Linked DNA regions of Homo sapiens: regions 2 and 3 are each linked to region 1. Evidence: read pairs that join two places in POLR2A ChIA-PET (ENCODE). Cell type or tissue: OCI-LY7. All regions are shown on one strand.

Region 1 (8,000 bases):
GATATTTTTGGAGGTCCCCAGGGGTTACCAATGTGCAGACAGGTTTGGGAACCACTGCATTAGGCATTTTACATTTATTTAGGGCTTTCACTGGATTTGTCACCCCATACTTTCATAATCCATTTTTTCTGATTTTTTTTCTGGTTTTTGGTGAGGGTATAGTTGGGATGGGGTTTTTTTTTTTTGTCCTCCCACCGCTCGCCCCCATCCAGTGTGGCGTACTCATTAATATGAATCTCTCTGTGTCAGACACCATGCAAGATCACTTAGTTTGCCTATTTTTTTTCTCTTACTCCTCTTTTTTTTGAGACAGAGTCTCGCTTTGTTGCCCAGGCTGGAGTGCAGTGGCATGATCTCGGCTCACTGCAGGCTCCACCTCCCGGGTTAATGCCATTCTCCTGCCTCAGCCTCCCCAGTAGCTAGGATTACACCTGGCTAATTTTTTGTATTTTTAGTAGAGACAGTGTTTCACCGTGCTAGCCAGGATGGTCTCAATCTTCTGACCTCGTGATCCGCCCGCCTCGGCCTCCCAAAGTGCTAGGATTACAGGCGTGAGCCACCGTGCCCGGGTCCTGTTTTTTTTTTTTTTTTTTGAGACAGAGTCTCGCCCTGTCACCCAGGCTGGAGTGCAGTGGCATGATCTTGGCTCATTGCAACCTCCACCTTCCGGGTTCAAACCATTCTCCTGCCTCAGCCTCCCAAGTAGCTGGGATTATAGGCGCCCACCACCACACCCAGCTAATTTTTGTATTTTTTAGTGAGATGGAGTTTCACCATGTTGGCCAGGCTGGTCTCGAACTCCTGACCTCGTGAGCTGCCTGCCTTGGCCTCCCAAAGTTCTGGGATTACAGGCATGAGCCACCACAACCGGCCTATTTTTTTTATTTTTATTTGAGATAGAGTCTCACTCTGTCACCCAGGCTGGAGTGCAGTGGTGCAATCTCAGCTCACTGCAACCTCCACTTGCCGGGTTTAAGTGATTCTCCTGCTTCAGCCTCCTGAGTAGCTGGGATTACAGGCATACACCACCACACCCAGCTCATTTTTGTATTTTTAGTAGAGATGGGGTTTCGCCATGTTAGCCAGGCTGGTCCCGAACTCCTGGGCTTAAGTGATCTGCCCAATTCAGCCTCCTAAAGTGCTGGGATTACAGACGTGAACCACTGTACATGGCCTGTTAGGCCTATTCTTTTTCGTGGCCATCTTACCTTGGGCCAGAGTTAGTACTCGTGGGATAACTCCACATCCATATGATAGTGTTGGCTGTGGGAATGGGTCTGTTCATTGTGACCTCCAGAGTGGGCACAATCAGGGTCCAACTTTGTTTTGTTATGTAATATTTTAAGTTCATGTGAATTGACCCTGGGAGTTCAAAGGAGCTGTGCCAGTTTCAGCAACGTTTGGTGACTCAGTCACAGACATTAAAATAGATCTTACAAGATGCAGTTCCTCCAAAACATATTTTTATAAGCATTTAAAAATAAACCTAGGAGTCTAGGAGTGATTTGCTCTTAACAGGAAGATGAGTTCAAATTTGAGAAATAAAATTTGGATGTTGGGAAAGAGAACAAATCTGCTTATATAGCCAGAGAGCTATGCCTCTGGATTTGTTGAGGGGGAAAGAGTATTGTCTTTGTTCTGAAAGAAGCTCTAGCAAACCAACCATTGATTTCAGATTAACTTCTTGATCCTGAAACTGTAACTTCCCTGTCTTCCCAGCTGCTGTTAATCATGTTAATTCCATTATACTGCATGCCTATTTCACCAGAGCTCAGGGATGCGGTTGAATAGTCCGTCCTATAATATTTGGACAGCGGATGTTTCCCAGTTGGCCAGTGAGGCTTCTTAAGCTGCCATTTGGAGATTTAGGTCAGGGCAACTCTGACTACACCCTTTGATATTTCTTACAGTTTCCAGTTGGAGCTTCCTTCTTTTGCTGGTAGAGATTTAGGTTAGGCAAGTGCATTCTGTTTTTTTCTGAAGTTCCAGTAGGGCTTTAGCAGGGAAGTAAAACTATTCAGTAAGTAATTGCAAACAACTGTATGTGGAATCCAACATGTTGCCCTTAAGAGTTAGGTAATTGGCTGGGTATGGTGGCTCATGCCTGTAGTCCTAGCACTTTGGGAGGCTGAGGCGGGTGGAACACCTGACGTCAGGAGTTCGAGACCAGCCTAGCCAACATGGTGAACTACCATCTCTACTAAAAATAGAAACAAATTTAGCCAGGCATGGTGGTGCACGCCTGTAGTCCCAGCTACTTGGGAGGCTGAGGCAGGAGAATTGCTTGAACCCAGGAGACATGGGTTGCAGTGAGCCGAGATGTCACCACTGCCCTCCAGCCTGGGTGACAGAGCAAGACTCCATTTCAAAAAAAAAAAAAAAAATAGTTAGAGTTAGGTAATTTCTGGTTAAGTAACCATAGTGTGTGGAAGGGTGTGCATGAATGTTATAAATGCTGCTAGGGTGGAGGAGTATGCAGAGAAAATCTGCCAAGGATTGTGTGGGTTTGGGGTTTTAAGCTGTTTTTTTGTTTTGATGAGCACTTTGTGCCAAAAAGTTATTCCTCTGTTCTCCTCAACTTACTGGCATGAAGAGTTGAGAGTTGACTCTTCTCAAGGTGGCCTCCTCATAGGGCGTCTCGCTGTGGGTGTGGAAAGAGGCAAGGGCTGCCAGTTGCAGTCTGTTTGGTGCATGTGGTAAGTACTGTTCATCTCGTTTAGGGAAGCCCTCAGCAAGTGCCTTTTGAGACAGCTGTTACGTTTCAAATAAAAGAGTCTTTCTCCCTAAGTTGCTTGACAATAAGTCCTTTATTTGTCAAACTGTAAATTCACTTTAAGACTCTAGGAGCCAGGCCAGGCACGGTGGCTTACGCCTGTAATCCTAATACTTTGGGAGGCTGAGCTGGGCGGATCACCTGAGGTCAGGAGTTCGAGAGCAGCCTGACCAACATGGAGAAACCCCGTCTCTACTAAAAATACAAAACTAGCCGGGTGTGGTGGTGCATGCTTGTAATCCCAGCTACTCGGGAGGCTGAGGGAGGAGAATCGCTTGAACCCGGGAGGCGGAGATTGCAGTGAGCCGAGATGGCGCCATTGCGCTCCAGCCTGGGCAACGAGAGTGAAACTCTGTCGCAAAAAAAATAAATAATAAAATAAAGACCCTAGGAGTCTTCCATCTTAAACCTAGCCCTACAGGTGACCGAATGCAGCTGGAGAATAACTGCTTGTTAAGAGGCAGCAAAACCTTGGGTTTTGTTGGGAACATCATCTCTCACTACTTTGATCTCTTGGCCATATGACAGACTAATCATTAGTGTCGCATTTATTCTTCCAGTGGTCAGATGGGGTGCTCACATGCTGCAGGTTCCTTACATGTGCTTGTTTCCTTCCCTAAACTGAAGGTGCCTTTGAAGGCAGTCTTTTTCTACATCCATCAAGTTCTCTGGGGAAGAGCACTTCTTAGCTATTCCATCAACACTCTTGCCAGTCTAATCTCACCATCAGTTTCCCGTGGCCTGCCCTTTGTCTGAAACTTTGAAGGTTAGCAATTTGGAGAGCTGTCAGAGTGGAAGCATGGGTTGGAATGGTAATGGCATTGAATGTCTTCACGTGTTTTACTTTTTTCAGGTCTTATCGAATGTTACTTAGCCTCCAACAGTATTCGAGAAGCAATGGTAATGGCTAACAACGTTTACAAAACTCTGGGAGCAAATGCACAGACCCTTACCCTTTTAGCCACCGTTTGTCTTGAAGACCCAGTGACACAGGAGAAAGCCAAAACATTATTAGATAAAGCCCTGACCCAAAGGCCAGATTACATTAAGGCTGTGGTGAAAAAAGCAGAACTACTTAGTAAGTGTGTCTTATTTTCTGTCCTGTTCATCATTAATTTTTATAAAACCTGACCTCAGTTGGAGCCCCTTGTCCCAGCTAGTTACAGATGACTAGACAGGTGTGTGCCTTTTGCAGCAGGTCTGAGCCTGCTTGGATTGGTTTATATTTAGCCCAACCAAACGTAGCTGGCTTAGATCTGCTTGGCTTGGTTCCAACCACCTATAATTGGTTGGTATCTATTCGGCTCACTAATTTTTTTTTTTTTTTTTTTTTTGAGACGGCATCTTGCTCTGTCACCCAGGCTGGAGTGCAGTGGTGCGATCTCAGCTCACTGCAACCTCCGCCTCCCGGGTTCAAGCAATTCTTCTGCCTCAGCCTCCTGAGTAGCTGGGACTACAGGCGTGCACCACCATGCCCAGCTAATTTTTTTATTTTTTATTATTTTTTTTTATAGTAGAGATGGGGTTTCACCATATTGGCCAGGCCGGTTTCGAAATCCTGACCTTGTGATCCACCCGCCTCGGCCTCCCAAAGTGGTGGGATTATAGGTGTGAGCCACCGTGCCCAGCCTCGGCTCACTGTTATCTGGTTTGAGTTGTCCTGAATTAGTTGGAGCTGAATATAACTAACTGATTTTAGCCATTTTGAGTGGAGCTATCTGGATGATTTTATGACTTCCCGTTTGGCCCTTTTTTTTTTTTTTCAGTCCTGATTTATGATAAACTCATAATTTGGTTCATTGAATTTGGGCTAGTTGGCAAAGCAGTTTGGCTTTTTAAAGTTAAGAGCCCATTTAAAACATTATAATTCAAACTGCAAATTTCTTTTTTTTTTTTTTTTTTGAGATGGAGTCTCGCTCTGTTGCCCAGACTGGAGTGTAGTGGCACAATCACGGCTCACTGCAAGCTCCGCCTCCTGGGTTCAGGCCATTCACCTGCCTCAGCCTCCCGAGTAGCTGGGACTACAGGCACCTGCCACCAAGCCCGGCTAATTTTTTGTATTTTTAGTAGAGACGGGGTTTCACTGTGTTAGCCAGGATGGAAAATTTCTTAACTGAATAGGGCTTCAGGTGTGCTTGCCCTCGCTTTGTGTTGCACCAGTGTTCTCTTGAGGATGTCTGCAAAGAGATGGTCAGAATGGTAGTTGTGGTTTTTTTGTACATGACTTAAGTGAGGGTCTTTTTTATTCCCCCAGGCAGAGAACAGAAATATGAAGATGGAATTGCTTTGCTGAGGAACGCACTGGCTAATCAGAGTGACTGTGTCCTGCATCGGATCCTAGGAGATTTCCTTGTAGCTGTCAATGAGTATCAGGAGGCAATGGACCAGTATAGTATAGCACTAAGGTAGGCACTAGCCTCCCTTGGGGGAAGGCCACTGAGGAGGGTAGAGGAGGCAGTGAGCTGTGTCACAGGAGTTATGGAAACACACACACACTTTGTGTCCATGGTTGAAAGCAGAATAATAATAGTAATGGTAGAAGAGTTATTTGTGAATTCATGACTTCTAAAAATTTTTTCTTAAAATATATTAACAACATTAGAGAACTGTTTCACTCATAACCATCCCACACCACTATAACATCTGTGTTCATTTGTATAGCTCATCTTCTGTCCTTGCCCACACACACATATTTTTATAGGGCTGTACCTAGTATATATTTTATATTCTTCTTTTTCAAATCAAAGTATTGTAAGTACTTTCCCATGTTTCTATCTACTGTAGTCATTAAGAACTTGAGGTCTGAAGTTTTGAATACTACCTTCACCACCTGTGATCTTGGGCAAGTTACTAACACATTTCCTTGTCTATATCTAGCTACCTTATTAGATATTAAATGATCGAATGAGGGTTAAATGATTATTTCATGTAAAGCTCTTAGCCCTGTGCCTGGTACATAGTAAATGCTAAATAAATAGTGGTATTCTTACTGTTTAATACAGAAGTGGTTTCTTTGAGGGTTGTCTGTGTGTCTGTAAGGTTATGGTGAAGGGCTGTCTTTAATAGAGTCTGATCACATTCAATTGTTCAGCACACAGTTGAGCACCACTTGTGTGCCTAGCATCTCAGTGACAACTGGAGATGCTATGTTTCGGGAGCTGTCAGTCTCAGACATGCAGACTGGCCATGCCATGTGCTAAGGGCTTTCATAGTAGTCTGTAGAAGGGAAGGTGGGAGTCCAGAGGGCAGGAGCCCTGGGTATGGGTGAGAGCTTCAGAGTACAGGATGTGGAAGGCTTCAACCAGGAGACGAGGAGATGTTACAGATCGGTCCGCATTTATATCGGTAGAAACGGTGCCAACATGGGTTTTAGCTGCTTTTTAGAATCTCAGAAGCAAGTGAGAAAATAAAATATCAGACTTCCATTAGAGGTGGGGTTTGCTAGGCGTGGGACGCCTGCTGGCTTGGGTGATGGTCACTAAGGCAAGAGGAAAGATTGCTTAGGAGGCAAATAAATGAATGTTCTAGAGGCTCTGAACTTTGGGGGTGGGGGTGGCGTATGTACTGACACTCAGCTGCTAAATGTGAATGCTTGGGTAGGGGTAGCCTTGGGTCCTGGGGTCTGACCTAGGTGTTTACAAGTCTGTTCCATGGTACAGCGTGATGTTTTTGGTTGGCTCCTGAAATGCTGCTATGTTTAATTACATCATAAGAACATGGGACACCTATACTCAGAGAAATTCCTATTTTTTGTAACCCTGTAGCTCTAAAACCCAACTTTCTGGGAATTCCATTTGAATTTACCTGGTAATGTTTGTTTGCCACTTTTTCATTTGTGTTATCTGGTAGCCGCCTCTAGCAGAATGCTAGGGGTAATAGGTATGAAAAAGTTTAAGAAATTTGTGGAGAAAAACTCAAATTGAGAACTCTAAAAATTAGGAAGAGACTCCTTTTTGCACTTCTGGTGGTGGACTCCCTCAACCCAGCCTTGGAAGCCTGAGTTGTTTGGAGAGGCCAGGCTTTAGCACATTTTTTGGGACTGTGTGGTCATTTCACTGCCGGGCCAGGGAGATGACGAATCAGCCAGCAAGAGCAAGGCAGAGATTCAGGCCTCTCCTTTGTTTTGTTGTCCCCTAGTTTGGACCCCAATGACCAGAAGTCTCTAGAGGGGATGCAGAAGATGGAGAAGGAGGAGAGTCCCACGGATGCCACTCAGGAGGAGGATGTGGACGACATGGAAGGGAGTGGGGAAGAAGGGGACCTGGAGGGCAGCGACAGTGAGGCGGCCCAGTGGGCTGACCAGGAGCAGTGGTTCGGCATGCAGTGAGGGGGCGGCAGCTCCATGGCCGCAGTGGCCTGCCCTGCTCTGAGCACTTCCGTGGACTGAAGGAACCGTAGGAGCCTGCTCTCAGAAGGACAATGATTCAGCATGTGATTGCAGCAGGGGTCTCTGCCCCCTCGCTCCCAATTCCTAGTCGTGACTTCATTTCTAAAACAGAGCCTGACCAACCTTCCATGTATCTCCATCCTCCCCTGCTCCAGCCAGGGAGGACTGAGGGAGTGCCCCGAGACCCACGCACATGTTGGGGCTTCTGGGCCAAGAGTACTTTTTATATAACTAATTTCTAAATCCAAAAGCTCAAGGAATAGACAGTGTTCTGTGACATGGATTGGTTTGAAGGAGTTACCCACCATCCCAGCACGATAATGTCATCTCCCAAGTTGGATGGCAGCACGATCTGGCCCTAGGGAGCTTCCTGTTCCCAGAAGTCATTGTCCTGGGCTATCCAGATGTCCCTAGTAAATCTTGCTTCCTTCTGCAATGTTAGTAATGCCTTAAGCTGACAGTTGCTATTTTGCAGAACAGTTTTCCTCTTTGCTTAGCTAGTAACTTGCCTCTGAGCCTGGGCTGATCTGAGAAACAGGTGTGACAAGAGCATGAACCAGAGGTGCACCTGGGGCAGTTCCCTAATAAAACTGGTTTGTACAGTCATGGTGTTGGGGTGATCAGAATGGAAGCCCTTTTCAAAATAGACTCTTAGTATTTTTGTCTTATTCGCAATGCATTGATTCAGCCCCAGAATTATTTGCCAGAAATAGACTTTCTTCCCCTGGTGTTGGGAGCCAGGAGGGTTGGAAAGCTCAGGAACCCTGAGCTGGTTCATCTGTTTGCATATTGGGTAGGTTAATTTCCCTGGAGCCTGAGAGTCTTTGGCCAGATTTCAGC
Region 2 (8,000 bases), 160 kb after region 1:
TTGCAATGAGCTGCAGTCGTGCCACTATGAGACTCTAAGTCAAACTGCTTGCCTTTCTAGTTCTCCAACAAAAACCAGCTAGGAGGATATACATGACATATTACTCAAGAATGTACAGTTATAGCTCATATAGCTTTAAAATAATTCATTTATTAGCCTAAGCCTGAGAAATGTCCACATTTTGTTTTAGAATTTCCATTTACATAAAAATTTCTCAAGAAACCAACAGGATCAGTATATTCTATATACTAAAACCTAATACTTATTTATTCAAGATATAATTATGAAGCACCTGTTATATGTCAGGTATGCTTGGAGTTTCAAGTGGAAAACAGGACTCATGCTATATAGGTGGGCAGATCACCTGAAGTCAGGAGTTCGAGACCAGCCTGGCCAACATGGTGAAATCCCATCTGTACTAAAAATACAAAAATATGAAATACAAAAATTAGCCGGACATGGTGGCATGTGCCTGTAATTCCAGCTACTCAGAAGGCTGAGGCAGGAGAATTGCTTGAACCTGGAAGGCAGAGTGAGCCAAGATTGTGCCACTGCACTCCAGCCTGGGCAACAGAGTGAGATTCCGTCTCTGGAAAAAAAAAAAAATTAAGGTGAATAATAGGAGGCTGGGGGCTGGGCACGGTGACTCACACCTGTAATTCCAGCACTTTGGGAGGCCAAGGCAGGAGGATTGCTTGAGCTGGGGAGTTCAAGGCCTGCCTGGGTAACATGATACTCTGTCTCTACAAAAATAAAAATTAAAAAATTATCTGGGCATGGTGGTGGCACATGCCTGTAGTCCTAGCTAGTTGGGAGGCTGAGGTGGAAGGGTCACTTGAGCCAGGAATTTGAGGCTGCAGTGAGCTATGCTCTCACCACTGCACTCCAGCCTGGGCAACAGAGCGAGATCCTGTCTCTTAAAAACAAAACAAAACAAAACAAAACAAAACAACCAAACCAAGGCTAATAATAGGGGAAAATAAAAGTATTTACTTGGTAAGATTATGTTTTCAAGTGACATAATAGATATTGAAATACTTGATAAATTATCATGTATTATATATATCCTTGTTATTAAATGTTATATTCTATCTTATCCTGAAACAGTGTATACTCTATTTATGTCCAAATAAATCAAATTGTATGCACATATACTTCAGAGAGCAGGCCCAGTGATTACGAAAATAGTACACTATTAAATAAGCCAAAATCCTTCTTAGAATTGTTTTTGTTACTAACATCTTAGATGGTCCACCTGCCAAAACTGTTTTACTCATTGACTCTAAAATTTTAAACAGGAATAAAAGAATCTTCAATAAATTACAAAAATATACTTTAGTTCTATATTATGGCAAATTGAGGAAGGGTGACTGAAAGCAAGAGTAGACACAAAGTCAGAGACAATAAGTGACACGGTAGGAAAAAAGAGAGAGAGAATCCAGCCTGGGCAACAAAGTGAGACGCCCCTGTCTCTACAAAAAAAAAATTTTTTTTTAATTAGTTGTGTATGGTGGCACATGCCTGTGGTCCCAGCTACTCAGGAGGCCGAGGCAAGAAGATCACTTGAGCCTGGGAACTCAAGGCTGCAGTGAGCTGTGACCATGCCATTACACTCCAGCCCAGGTGACGAGTGAGACTGTCTCAAAAAAAAAAAAAAAAAAAAAAAAAAAAAGAAGAAGAAGAAGAAGAGAAGAAAAAGAAAAGAAAGGAATTCATTCATAATCCCATGTGCTAGAGACAACTACAGTTGACATTTTGGTAGAGAAGGTGAAAGTGCACATAGAACGAAATGCAGTGTGTTGGAAATATCTGTACCGACACCGAGTGTGAGAAAATCACCAAGAGGGACAGAAAAGCAAGCAGAGACACAGAGGCAGAGTGCAAAGGAACAACCTCATCCTTTCCTCTTTTAACATACGGTCAATATACTAGTTGATCTGAGACACAAATGAGAATGCTGGTAGTTGGTACTTGCCTAAATAAGAGGATTAACTAAGCTGAGGACCAGAGTCAAACCACCCATTAAATACTGCCCACCCAGCTATGCATAATGAAAGCAAAGTTAACAGCAAACAGGAATAGAAAACAACACAGAATTTTAAAAATATAAATATAACCAGTAAATTTTTTGATGCAATACCTGGCATATTAATACATCTATTTAAGTTTATGTTACAAATAATGTATCTTACAACAAATATTTTATCCTTATAAACTAAAAAGTATTTAGAAAGGCCATTAAGGCAGACCAAGAATTTTAAGACTTCTGCACACGATTTTAAATTAAGGCACTACTTAACCTGTAACTTTTCTTATATCATTGGAATAATTTCCTTGTCAAAAAATCCTAACAACCTATAAAAGTTATTTAAAGAACCAAAGACAGGATGTGGGCACTGTCTGTGTCAGAAATATTAAATTTAATTTGCTTCATAACCATGTGTGTTTGAAACCTTTAACTTTATGAATACAACTGATGTTAGTATGTATATATTTTAAATCTTATTATCATTTACATTTGTTTACAGTTGCAATGTACAAAAATTACTAATCACTGATTTCATTGTTCTTTAAAGGAGGAGATGGTGGTATAGAAGGGGGGAAACTCAGTTGGCCTGAGGAGGTCTATGGATGTCCAGTTTATATTGGCTTAGAGGGCTTAGACTATCATCACTTTGAAAGGCTGGGTTTGTTCTGTTTGCCTTGAAAATTTAGATCTACTCTAGAAGTTTGAGGATTAAGAAGCTTTGCTTCTTAAATGATACAGTCTGACATTTGGGGAATGAGCTAGTCATTGGTTCACTTGCTTAAATATACTTGATAAATTTTGAGTCTCTATCTCAAAAAAAAAAAAGTCAATTTTGACAATCATATAAAATCTTACAAATCCAAAAATCTCTAGTTAAAATATTATACAAATGAATGTTTATAATTTGATTCAAATATGTGCTTTCAAATATGAAAATTATTTCTTTTTTTCCTTTTAAGTATGGTGTGTCATCCCATAAGTGAAATAAGGTACACAGAATTCACTATTCTCCCAGTAAATGGAGGAATCAGCTTCAAGAAGGCTTCCTTTTATTTTTTATTTATTTTCTTTGATATAATGGTCATTTATTCACAAATCACAGGTGAACACTTTTTAGAGAAATGGCTAATTTCAGGTTTGAGACAGAAAATGTACAGTATGAAATTAGAACATTTTGTCACACCAGAAAACAAAGAAGCCATCAAAGTCTACTAGGATTTTTTCAAAAGGATTCAAAAGCTGACTTCAAGAGGCTTCCACTGGCCAAATTTGAGTACGAATGGGACTAATAATCACAATAGATTGAAACATATCAAATATGTTCAATCTAAAAGTCATAAGATTACTTTTGAAGGATGATAAAGAACCAACTCATCATTTTGAAAACCAGTAAATAGTGAATCAAGCAGTTATTGTACCTTTCTTATATGAATGTAACTCAGGGTAAGTAAACAGAAGATAAGGAGAAGTTGCTCTTTACAGAATTATTCCAGTCAATAAATGAAGAATGAATGACATAATCAGAATGTTACCACTGTGCAACTTCTAATGAATTAAGGATCTAGGAAATGATTATCAATGGCTGTCTACATCATAAGAAGAAAGCCTCCTGATAGAAGCACATACCACCATCTATGAAGTATTCTTGCCAAATATCAAAACATATTTAATCAAGCTTCTAGATCTAACTACCAATTCACAAGATATACTGGGGACAGAAGAACATGCTAATTGACACCAAAGGGTTACCAACAGCAAAGTTCAAAATGTTGAAAACCCACTAGGACAAATTACCGTTTTTTTTTTCTTTTCAACAAATAAATTGTAAGGAAAAAATGATGTAATGGGGGAGTAACCTGGAGAAAGAGAGACTTAAGAGATATATAAGCTAATAACAATGTATGGACTCTTATTAGGATCCTGATTCAAACAAATAAATCATAGTGAAGTTTGAACATTGGGTATTGGATGTTACGTAATTATTTTAAATTCTTTTCGGTAGGATAATGGTATTGTGGTTATGTTCAAAAAGAGTGTTTATGGTACATACTGAAATGTGATGAGATAAAATAATAAGTCTGCGATGTGCTTAAAAATAATTTAGAAAAAAAATTTGGGGCAGGTACTGGATGAGATTATAGACAAAACAAGGCTGGCCACGAATTTAATGATTAGAGTTGGATGATGGATATATATGGATTGATTAAAATATAGTTTTGAAAATCTCCATAATAAAGGCGATCATTTTTTTTTTTCTTTGAGATGGAGTTTTGCTCTTGTTTCCCAGGCTGGAGTGCAATGGTGTGATCTCTGCTCACTGCAACCTCCACCTCCTGGGTTCAAGCAATTCTCCTGCCTCAGCCTCCTGAGTAGCTGGGATTACAGGTGCCTGCCACCATGCCAGCTAGTTTTTTGTATTTTTAGTAGAGAAGGGGTTTCACTATGTTGGCCAGGCTGGTCTTGAACTCCTGACCTCAGGTGACCCACCCACCTTGGCCTCCCAAAGTGCTGGGATTACAGGCATGAGCCACTGCACCTGGGATGCTTTTTTTTTTTTTTAAGACACAGTTTCACTGTGTCGCACAGGCTGGAGTGCAGTGGCGTGACCTTGGCTCACTGCAACCTCTGGGTTCAAGTGATTCTCATGCCTCAGCCTCCCGAGTAGCTAGGATCACAGGCACATGCCACCACGCCTGGCTAATTTTTGTATTATTAGTAGAGATGAGGTTTCACCATGTTGGCCAGACTGGTCTCAAACTCCTGACCTCAAGTGATCTGCCTGCCTTGGCCTCCCAAAGTGCTGGGTTATAGTCGTGAGCCACTGCGCCCAGCCAAGTTTTTTTTTTTTTTTTTTAAAGTAAGGAACATATCACCTTTATTTACCAATTACTCCATTGTTTTCTATACCATTTGTTTTCTTAAGTTTACTTATAGGTTTCTAGGAGCTAATTCATCTTTCAAGTACAAGCATAGATAGACACACATATGTTTTTAATAATGATTCAAGCCAGGAAAATGTAAATAAGAGTGAATAACTTTGCCATCACCAATGTATTGAGTCATACCAGTAGCTAAACTGTACAAATACATATTAAGACGGAAATGAAGCCACATTTTTTCATTTGTATTTTAAGAATGGACAAGCTTCAATAAATATATAATCATTTACAGGTTTCAGAATATTTGAACAATGAAATTAGACATCCATATATAGTCAGTATTTTAAAAGAAAACTTGCAGCTAAACAACCCCTACCTATGATGCTACAAACTTAGAAAACCTAGTAAGAAGGCTGGGCGCAGTGGCTTGTGCCTGTAATCCCAGCACTTTGGGAGGCCAAGGTGGATGGATTGCTTGGGCTCAGGAGTTTGAGACCAGCCTGGGCAACATGGCGAAACCCCATCTCTACAAAAAATACAAAAAAATTAGCCAGGCGTGGTTTCTATCATTAAAAAAAAACAAGAATAATTAAATCTCAGTTACAGGGGTTTATTTCTATTGCTATAGTCGGAGGAATATGGTATGTTTTCTACAGTAGATAAAAAATAGTTAGCTAAACCACATACTCTATAATGTACCAAAACTAAGATTATAAAAGTTAACTAAGGCCAGACGAGGTGGCTCATGTCTGTAATCCTAGCACTTTGGGAGGCTGAGGTGGGCAGATCATGAGGTCAGGAGATCAAGAGCTCTACTAAATCCAACACTAAGTCAAACTGTTTGCCTTTCTAGTTCTCCAAAAAAACTAGCTCCTGCCTCCACCTCCCAAGTAGCACTCCTGTAGTCCGCTGAGGCGGGAGGATCGCTTGAGCCTGGGAGGCAGAGGATGCAGTGAGCTGAGATTGCACCACTGCACTCCAGCCTGGGTAACAGAGTGAGACCCTTCCCTAATATATTGCCAAAAAAAAAAAAAAAAAAAAAGAAAGCCTAATACGAAGTCCAGGTGTCGTGGCTCGTGCCTGTAATCCCACACTTTGGGAGGCCAAGGTGGGAGGATCGCTTGAGCCCAGGAGATTAAGAGCCTGGGCAATATGGCGAAACCCCGTCTCTACAAAAAAAAAAAAAATACAAAAATTAGCTGGGCATGGTGGCATGCTCCTGTAGTCCCAGCTATTCAGGAGGCTGAGGTGGGAGGATCGCTTGAGCGTGGGGAGGCCAAGGCTGCAGTGAGCCGAGATCGTGCCACTGCACTCCAGCCAGCCTAGGTGACAGAGTGAGACTCTGTCTCGAAAAAAAAAGGAAAAAGATTTTGAACACTAGGTATCGGATGTTAACATCCAATTGTTATTGTTTAACAACATAATTATTGTTAAATTATTTTTGGCATGATATTTTGGTATGATAGTGGTAGGAAACTTTTTTTTTTCACTCTGTCACCCAGGCTGGCTGGAGTGCAGTGGCATGATCTCGGCTCACTGCAGCATTGCCTCCCCAGGCTGAAGCAATCCTCCCACCTTAGCCTCCAGAGTAGCTGCAACTACAGGTGCATGCCACCTTGCCTGGCTAATTTTTGTATTTTTTGTAGAGATGGGGTCTTGCCATGTTGCCCAGGCTGATCTCAAACTCCCAGGTTCAAACAATCCTCCCACCTCAGCCTCCCAAAATGCTGGGATTACAAATAGGTATGGGTCACTTTGCCTGGCCAGAAAACATTATTTTCAATAGTGAAACTGAAGAAACAGAAAAAATGTTGTATAGTGAAACACAGTTAGTCTTCATTATGCAATATAGACTTAAAATCAATGAAGATGATCTTATAACTCATCTAAATCAATCTAGGTAATTTAATTTTTAAATTTCTCATCTACGTACTTCAGTTTAAATATGAGGAAATGAACTCTAAAGTGATTAGAGGGCTTGTTTAGAATCACAAGCCTAAGAGTGAAGCCAAGTCACTTGATGACTGGTCATCTTTCCTCTGAATTATTAGTAAGTATACGTTTTTTCTTTTTTTCTCCTAAGAATGCAAAGCTGGTGTCTTTGTTAAATTGGTTGCTTTATGAAGTCAGCTAGACTAACTAATCAGTTGGTCATTTAAGTCCTGATGGTCAAGGCTATAACTTACTCTCTACCACTTCTAGGAGTGGCTCAGAGAACTAAGAAAAATAATTATACAGTCCTATTTCAGTTGCCATCAGATAACTCTGGCAGGAGGGAGCTGAGCATCTCAAGCAAGGTTTTTCAGTTGTTTGTATTAAATAAATCAATGTTTGTAAAGCGCTTAGACTAGGGCTTAGAACTTTGTGTTTATTAAATAAAGTAAATGAATAAATTTACACCTATCTCATAAAGAGATATCTGAGAATAATTTTTTTTTTTTTTTTTTTTGAGATGGAGTATCGCTCTGTCACCCAGGCTAGAGTGCAATGGCGCAATCTCGGCTCACTGCAACCTTTGCCTCCCTGGTTCAAGTGATTCTCCTGCCTCAGGCTCCAGAGTAGCTGGGATTACAGGCGCCTGCCACCACGCCTGGCTAATTTTTGTATTTTTCATAGAGACGGGGTTTCACCATTTTGGCCAGGCTGGTCTTGAGTTCCTGACCTCAACTGATCCACTGGCCTTGGCCTTCCAAAGTGCTGGGATTACAGGCGTGAGCCACCGCGCCCAGCCTGAGGATAATCTGAAAACTGTAACGCAGAACATTATCATGAACTCTCTGTGATTTAAAAATAGATAATTTTTTCTTTCAAAAATCCATCGTGACTTTATTTCTGTAAAACTAAATTCTTAAGGAAGTCTTCCATCTTTAAAATGAATGAACAATTTCCCCTCAAAAACTGTACTATGACCTTTTGAAAACAATGACAGTCATAAACCATGTACAGTACTGAAAGCCTGAATCAGTTAGACACATTTAAAAAAATAAATAATAATTCTTACCTTTCCAAGGTTTTCTTGTTCAGCAGTATTTTTGGTATACTGTTCCCTAGGGAGTCAACATAATGATTTACTTTCAATTTACTTCAAATGA
Region 3 (8,000 bases), 300 kb before region 1:
TGAGACAGGGCCTGGTTCTGTCTTCCAGGCTAGAGTGCAGTGGTGCAATCTCGGCTCACTTCAACCTCCGTCTCCTGGGTTCAAATGGTTCTTGGGCCTCAGCCACCCTAGTAACTGGAATTACAGGTGTGCGCCACCATCTCCAGCTAGTTTTTTTTGTTTTGTTTTGTAGTTTTGGTAGAGACAGGGTTTCTCCATATTGGCCAGGCTGGTCTCGAACTCCTGGCCTCAAGTGATCCACCTGCCTCAGCCTCCCAAAGTGCTAGAATTACAGGCATGAGCCACCGCACCTGGCCCACTGTCTTTGATTATAATTGTAAAAGATAAAGACAGGTGGGAGAGAAAGAGGTAGATGGGTAGATGATACATAAGTTTGGTGTGCAGGGATTGTTATGAATTTATTTCCCTTTCTTTTGTTCCTTTTTTCACAATAGTAATAAATAGATCAAGGCTATAGGTCTGTTCATGGGGTAAATGGCAGCAGGTCAAGCTGGGGGTATGCATTTGAGTCTGGGGGTTCCAAATGAGGCTGGGGGTTGAAGGAATGAGTTGGTGGCTGAGGACCTTGTCAGAAGCCCATACCAGGGCACAGAGACAGCAAGGGAAGTAGGGATTGCAATGCACAACCAGGGACACACCTTGGGGAACTCCCAGGGCCTGGAACCTGGAGCCTGGAGCCTGTTTGTCATCACACAGAAGCTAGCCTGAGAGGGTGTTGTCAGGAGGACATTGCTGGGGGGCTGGGGAAAGAGCCAGGACCGCTTGTGGCAAATAAGCCTCTTACTGGTTTGAAGAACATGTTCCTTTTCATGATCTGCCCTTATGGAATTAATTGTGTTTTGGAAAAAAGTTGTCTTAATGAGATTGCTTTTAGAGCTTTTTGAGTGTCAGCTCTCCTCGTTTCTGAGAGGAAAACAGCTGTGTTAGGAGAGAAACTGGTGGGGTTTTGTAGCCATGGTGCAGACCTGGCTTGCAGTTCTGCTGAGATAGCCTCATCGGCCCTCCTCAGAGCCCCTCTCTGCCCCCTGCCACCTCCCAAAGCTTCAGTTTTCCTCTTTTTTTTTTTTTTTTGAGACGGAGTCTCGCTCTGTCGCCCAGGCCGGACTGCGGACTGCAGTGGCGCAATCTCGGCTCACTGCAAGCTCCGCTTCCCGGGTTCACGCCATTCTCCTGCCTCAGCCTCCCGAGTAGCTGGGACTACAGGCGCCCGCCACCGCGCCCAGCTAATTTTTTGTATTTTTAGTAGAGATGGGGTTTCACCTTGTTAGCCAGGATGGTCTCGATCTCCTGACCTCATGATCCACCCGCCTCGGCCTCCCAAAGTGCTGGGATTACAGGCGTGAGCCACCGCGCCCGGCCCAGTTTTCCTCTTTTGTAAAATGGGAACGATCACACTACCTCACAGAGTTGAGGTGAGGGTTAAACAAGATTGCGTGCGGAAAACACTTAGCCGGGTGCCTGGCTCGAGCCTGCATTTAAGACATGGGAGCTGCTGGCTCTGTCATGAGGATGAACTGGCTTTTCAGCCCTCAGCTGACCTTGTTCCTTGGCACAGGTGACTGCACTCAGCAGCCACCTCTGGGGAACTTAAGAGCCAGGTGTGTGTGGAAATCCCTGCAGCTCCTGGGCTTATTTCGCATGAGGCATGCAGAGGCCCTTGGTGCAACTGGGGTTCCTTACCCACCTCGGCTGCACATCCACCACCGCAGCACCCAGACCACACCCAGATGGGTTGAATTGGAAGCTCTGAGCCCAGGACTCAGGTTTTGGGGTGCCTTAAAGCTGCCAGGTGATTCCAACATGCAGCCTGGCCTAGGCAGCCCCTCCCTCTACAGAAGGAGGAAAGAGGGATAGCTGAGCTCTGTGTCCTGTGGTTTCCATGGCCAAAGCATCAGTAGATGTTGGCTCAGGTGACCTAGTCACACAGGTGGCAGCTCTTCATTTCTACCTGGGTAACTTTTTCTTTTTTCTTTCTACACTTTTGTAAAACAAATAGCACAGCCCCTGCTCCTGGTTGACATGACTGAAGTCACAGGCTTGGACCAGACTCCCCTCTCAGTCATTCCCAGGGAAATAGGCAAAGCGTGTCCCCCCAAAACTGTGTCTTTAAACTCAACGCATTGGTGAGTCCTGAAATCCATTGAGTGGGCTACAGTCGACCTTTTAAGAAATGAAATAGGGCTAGGTGCAGTGGCTCACACCTGTAATCCCAGCACTTTGGGAGGCCAAGGCAGGCGGATCACTTGAGGTCAGGAGTTTGAGACCAGCCTGAGTAACATGGAGAAACCCCATCTCTATTAAAAATACAAAAAATTAGCCAGGCGTGGTGGTGCATACCTGTAGTCTCAGCTACTTCCTGGGCTGAGGTGGGAGGATCTCTTGAGCCCAGGACGTTGAGGCTGCAGTGAGTCCTAATCATGCCACTGCCCTCCAGCCTAGGTGGCAGAGTGAGACCCTGTCTCAAAAAAAAAAAAAAAAAAAAAAAAAAAAAGAAATAGAATGAAATGGAAAATAAGAGCGCCTCACATAGTAACTTCAGTGCTAGTTATGGAATGTGTGTACACAAGTCAGTGTGTACTGAGATGCAGGGTATGAAATGTGATTTCTTATTGAGAAACACCGCTCCAAACTCCCTTCCCAGCATGGGGCTTCCCCAGCTGTGAGGAGGGTGCAGGGCTGGGCAGTGTTCATGAGGGGTCCCGCAGGAGGAGGGGGAGCTGGGCTTGGCAGCCTGGGTTGGAATCCTAGCCTTGCTTCTCGCTGGCTGTGTGACCTGGGGCAAGTCACTGGCCTCTCTGTTCTCAGTTTCCTCATCCATAAACAGAGACATTGCAGTCCCCGCCTCATGGGCTTGTTACAGTATGTTAATGAAGGTCTTTGCACAGAGCTCAGAAAATATTAAATAGCAGGTATTCTGGGGATAGTTGGAATGATTACAGTTCCTACTCCTGTAAATATGTCCCATATAGTCTGTATGCAGCCCTGCCATCATCTCACCAGGCTGACCGGCTCATCTATCAGGCAGGAGGGTTCCTAACCCTATAGAAAAGGAGACAGTTGGGGAGCATGGCTTTAGGGGAACCTGGGCTGCCAGTTAAGCCCCTCAGCCTGTAAGCAGCTCCTCCTGCCAGAGCTGATCAGCTGTCACGGTGGTTGTTTTCATGAACCTCAGACTTCCTCCCCACCCTAGAGAAGGAAAAGTTTCTACACTTATTTAAAGACTTCCCTGATTTTAAAAATAGGCCTTCCTCAGAACACGGATCCCCTGGGGCAGGAAGGGAGAAGTGCTGGGGGCAGCTGAGCCTGCTGCTTGGAGTCCTCTTGCCTCCCCACAGAGAAGAGATTTGCTCAGGGGTTTCATTCCACCTTCCACCATCCAGGAGGTATGTTTAGCAGGAGCCTGTGGTCTGCCAGGCACAGAGGTCATGCTGTGAACAGCTGGGCCACATGAGAGTGTGATGGGGAAGGCCTGGCCAGCTCCTGAGAGCTGAGATGAAGAAGAAGATAGAGGACAGGGTGAAAGGGGGTTGCACATTCTACGCAAAAGAAGTCACGTGTGCAAAGGTCCTGTGGTTGGAGAAACCAGCCAAGTATGAAAGGCTCAATGTGGCCAGAGTGGGGACAGAGGTGAGAGGGAAGGTGAGAAGATGGGCAGACAGAGGCTAGATAGAGCGTGCAAAACAGGAGTGGGCTTCTGGGAGGCATTGATGTCTTTTTTTTTTTTAACAGACAAGGTCTTGCTGTATCACCCAGGCTGGAGTGCAGTGACACGATCACAGCTTACTGCAGCCTCAACATTCTGGGCTCAAGCGATCCGCCTCTCTCAGTCTCCCAAGTAACTGGGACTAGAGGCGAGCACCACTACACCTGGTTAATTTTTAGATTTTTTTGTAGAGACGGAGTCTCACTCTGTTGCCCAGGCTGGTCTTGAACTCCTGAACTCAGTGATCCCCCTCAGCCTCCCAAAGTGCTGGGATTACAGGTGTGAGTGACTGCACCCAGCCAAAAGTTTTAAATAAGGGAGTGTGTCAGGGTTCCCGAGACCCTATGCCCAGTGTCAGTGACTCACTAGGAGGACCTGTGGGACTCGCATGCAGATGTGCTCCTGGCTCAGATTAATTGCCACAAAAGGATTGAAATTAAAATCAGTAAAGGGAAAAGGCACGTGGGGTGAAGTTCAGAAAAAACCTGGCACAAGCTTCCAGAGCCCTCTCCTGGGTTGGGGGCAGAGGTCCTTGGGGTCACACTTATTTCCTCCAGCAGGGAGTTGTGACAAGATGTGTGAAGTGTTTGCAAGCAGAGCAGTTCCTTAGAGACCCAATGCCCAGAGTTTTCATTGGAGCTGGGCACAGAGGTACCCTCTGCCTGGCACTTAGAAAAATTCCATACTCTCCAAATGAAAGTAGGAGTTCAGCATAAACCATGCTGTTTCCACAAGCAGTCTAGGCACAATGAGCTGCTCTTATCAGGGAATGGCGGGAATTTTCCAGAAGTCCAAATTCCCAGATGCCAGTGGAGGCCAGGCAGGCCTGTCTGAGGAAGGCAGCCTCGGGACCGCTGGGCTGGCCCTTTTCTGCACAGGGAGTGATGTAGTCATGCTTGGAGGGATGCTCTCCTGCAGCTGATGGAGAATGCAGCAGGGAAGGAGAGAGCAGAGAGGAGCTGCGACAGCCTCCAAGTGAGGCAGGGGGTTGGCCAGGGCAGTGGCAGAGGGTGGGGGAAGTAGGTGGCAGATCAGGGGTCATTTAGTTGCTGAAATGCACCAGGCTTAATGCTGGACAGGGCTATAGGGGAGGATGAGTGAAGCTAGGACTGGGGACAGCCGCTCTGGCCCTGCCTGGGTGGTGTTAAGACCCTGGACCAGGAAGCAGCACACCCAGCTGCAAGTCTGTGGACTGTCCACTGACAGGTGGTGGTTACCATGTTGCAGTCTTCAGTTTGCTCCTCTGCTAAGGGAGGTAAGACTGCATCTCAGAACCTTGATCCCATCTCTTATTTATTTATTTTATTATTATTATTATTGAGACAGAATCTTGTTCTGTTGTCCTGGCTGGAGTGCAATGGCATTATCTCGGCTCACTGCAACCTCTGCCTCCTAGGTTCAAGTGATTCTCATGCCTCAGCCTCCCAAGTAGCTGGGATTATAGGCATGCACCACCACCACCCCCAGCTAATTTTTGTATTTTTAGTAGAGATAGAGTTTCACCATGTTGGCCAGGCTGGTCTTGAACTCCTGGGCTCAAGCAATCCACCCACCTCAGCCTCTCAAAGTGCTGGGATTACAGGCATGAGCCACCACTCCCAGTCCCATCTCTAAAATGTCATTTTTGTTGCTGAAAAAAAAATCTACTTTTCTGCCATTTTTTTCTCTGTATTGGCAGAGAAAAGAACAAAGCTAGCGGACTTGAGTTCCTGTGCTGGCTTTATCACTTACTTATGATTTTATTTTATTTTTGGTTTTCTGTTTCTTTTGAGATGGAGTCTTGCCCTGTCACCCAGGTCGGAGTGCAGTGGCACGATCTTGGCTCACTGCAACCTCCGCCTCCCAGGTTCAAGCAATTCCCCTGCCTCAGCCTCCCAAGTAGTTGGGACTACAGGCATGCGCCACCACGCCTGGCTAATTTTTGTATTTTTAGTAGAGACGGGGTTTCCCCACGTTGGTGAGGCTGGTCTTGAACTCCTGACCTCAGGTGATCCACCAGCCTTGGCCTCCCAAAGCGCTGGGATTACAGGTATGAGCCACCGCACCCAGCTTTATGTTTGTTTTTTAACAACGCTACATGAACATATGTATAGCATAATAAATTAAAACAGCAAACAGGTATATATTAGGTTGAATCATATGAAATTATCAATTTCTTCTAGTTTTTATCTACAAAGATGGCACTTTTAAGTCCTCTTTTATATCAGAAAAGTTTTCTTGAATTATATCTTTGTTCTAGTCTATTAATCTCATTTTCTTATTCAGGGATTCCAGTTATGAATATATTGGTTCCTTCTCTTCCCACCTCCACTAAATACTTCATTCACCACTTAACTCCCTGCAGGCTGGATCTCAGTCCAAAAATGGCAATTTCTTAGGGATAAACCTTGTATTTGTTTTCATGCTGCTGATAAAGACATACCTGAGACAGGGAAGAAAAAGAGGTTTAATTGGACTTATAGTTCCATATGGCTGGCGAGGCCTCAGAATCATGGCAGGAGACGAAAAGCACTTACATGGTGGCAGCAAGAGGTGATGAGAGAGAAGCAAAAGCAGAAACCCCGATAAACCCATCAGATCTTGTGAGACTTATTTGCTATCATGAGAATAGCATGAGAAAGATTGGCCCCCATGATTCAATTACCTCCCCCTGGGTCCCTCCCACAACACATGGGAATTCTGGAAGATATAATTCAAGTTAAGATTTGGGTGGAGACACAGCCAAACTACATCATTCTGCCCCTGACCCCTCCAAATCTCATATCCTCACATTTTAAAACCAATCATGCCTTCCCAACAGTCCCCCAAAGTCTTACTTCATCATTAGCCCAAAAGTCCACAGTCCAAAGTCTCATCTGAGACAAACCAAGTCCCTTTTGCCTATGAGCCTGTAAAAATCAAAACAAGCTAGTTACTTCCCTACATGCAGGGGGGTTACAGGTATTGGGTAAATACAGCTGTTCCTAATGGGAGAAATTAACCAAAACAAAATAGTTACAGGGTCCCTGCAAGTCTGAAATCCAGTGGGGCAGTCAAATTCTAAGGCTTCAAAATGATCTCCTTTGACTCCATGTCTCACATCCAGGTCAGGCTGATGCAAGAGGTAGGTTCCCATAGTCTTGGGCAGCCCCGCCCCTGTGGCTTTGCAGGGTATAACCCACCTCCTGGCTGCTTTCATGAGCTGACATTAAGTGTCTGTGGCTTTTCCAGGTATATGGTGCAAGCTATTGGTGGATCTACCATTCTGGGGTCTGGAGGACTGTGGCCCTCTTCTCACAGCTCTACTAGGTGATACCCCAGAAGGGACTCAGTGTGGGTGCTCCCACCCCACATTTCCCTTCTGCACTGCCCTAGCAGAGGTTCTCCATGAGGGCCCCACCCCTGAAGCAAACTTTTGGCTGGGCATTCAGGCATTTCCAAACATCTGAAATCTAGGCAGAGGTTCCCAAACCTCAATTCTTGACTTCTGTGCACCTGCAGGCTCAACACCACGTGGAAGCTGCCAAAGCTTGGGGCTTCCACCCTCTGAAGCCACAGCCTGAGCTGTATGTTGGCCCCTTTCAGCCACAGCTGGAGCAGCTGGACACAGGGCACCAAGTCCCTAGGCCCATGAAACCACTTTTTCCTCCTGGGCCTCTGGGTCTGTGATGGGAGGGGCTGCTGTGAAGGTCTCTGACATGGCCTGGAGACATTTTCCCAAGGTCTTGGGGATTAACATTAGGCTCCTTGCTATTTATGGAAATTTCTGTAGCTGGCTTGAATTTCTCCCCAGAAAATGGGTTTTTCTTTTCTATCACATCATCAGGCTGCAAATTTTCCAAACTTTTATGCCTTACTTCCCTTATACAACTGAATGCCTTTAACAGCAGGCATTGAATGCTTTGCTGCTTAGAAATTTCTTCTGCCAGATACCCTAAATCATCTTTCTCAAGTTCAAAGCTCCACAAATCTCTATGGCAGGGGCAAAATGCTGCCAGCTCTTTGCTAAAACATGCCAAAAGTCACCTTTACTCCAGTTGCCAAAAAGTTCCTCATCTCCATCTGAGACCACCTCAGCCTGGACCTTATTGTCCAGATCACTATCAGCATTCTGGGCAAAGTCATTCAACAAGTTCTAGGAAGTTCCACGCTTTCCCACACTTCCCTGTCTTCTTCTGAGCCCTCCAAACTATTCCAGACTCTGCCTGATACCCAGTTCCAAAGTTGGTTCCACATTTTCAGGTATCTTTTCAGCAATGTCCCACTCTACTGGTACCAATTTACTGTATTAGTTTTCACACTGCTGATAAAGACGCAC

What was found. ChIA-PET counts read pairs that join two places held together with the same protein. Peaks named below come from ENCODE experiments on the same cell type or tissue, not always from the same donor. Only the 100,000 strongest peaks of a DNase experiment are listed, where the experiment ranks them.
Region 2: POLR2A ChIA-PET joins it to region 1 with 14 read pairs; 4 of 35 experiments call an interaction of 5 or more read pairs at or near these places.
Region 3: POLR2A ChIA-PET joins it to region 1 with 17 read pairs; 2 of 35 experiments call an interaction of 5 or more read pairs at or near these places.

Annotation. Positions count from the first base shown.
Region 1 is chr12:110,373,244-110,381,243 of GRCh38, reverse strand. ANAPC7 (anaphase promoting complex subunit 7) reads left to right here. Exons shown (of 11, transcript NM_016238.3): 9 at 3,627-3,851; 10 at 5,028-5,178; 11 at 6,911-8,000. The coding sequence ends at 7,100. Among named protein-coding and RNA genes, the nearest start is that of ANAPC7, 26 kb to the left of the region's middle. In OCI-LY7, no CTCF peak of the experiment used is centred here; DNase peaks (open chromatin) are centred at 4,903 and 7,703; H3K27ac peaks cover 3,396 bases.
Region 2 is chr12:110,209,126-110,217,125 of GRCh38, reverse strand. IFT81 (intraflagellar transport 81) reads right to left here. Exons shown (of 19, transcript NM_014055.4): 18 at 7,910-7,955. Among named protein-coding and RNA genes, the nearest start is that of ATP2A2, 68 kb to the left of the region's middle. In OCI-LY7, no CTCF peak of the experiment used is centred here; no DNase peak of the experiment used is centred here.
Region 3 is chr12:110,672,931-110,680,930 of GRCh38, reverse strand. The region is part of intron 3 of HVCN1 (hydrogen voltage gated channel 1); the gene reads left to right. Among named protein-coding and RNA genes, the nearest start is that of HVCN1, 12 kb to the left of the region's middle. RefSeq lists enhancers at 3,059-3,418, 3,469-3,608. In OCI-LY7, no CTCF peak of the experiment used is centred here; DNase peaks (open chromatin) are centred at 2,391 and 3,220; H3K4me3 peaks cover 1,192 bases; H3K27ac peaks cover 1,431 bases.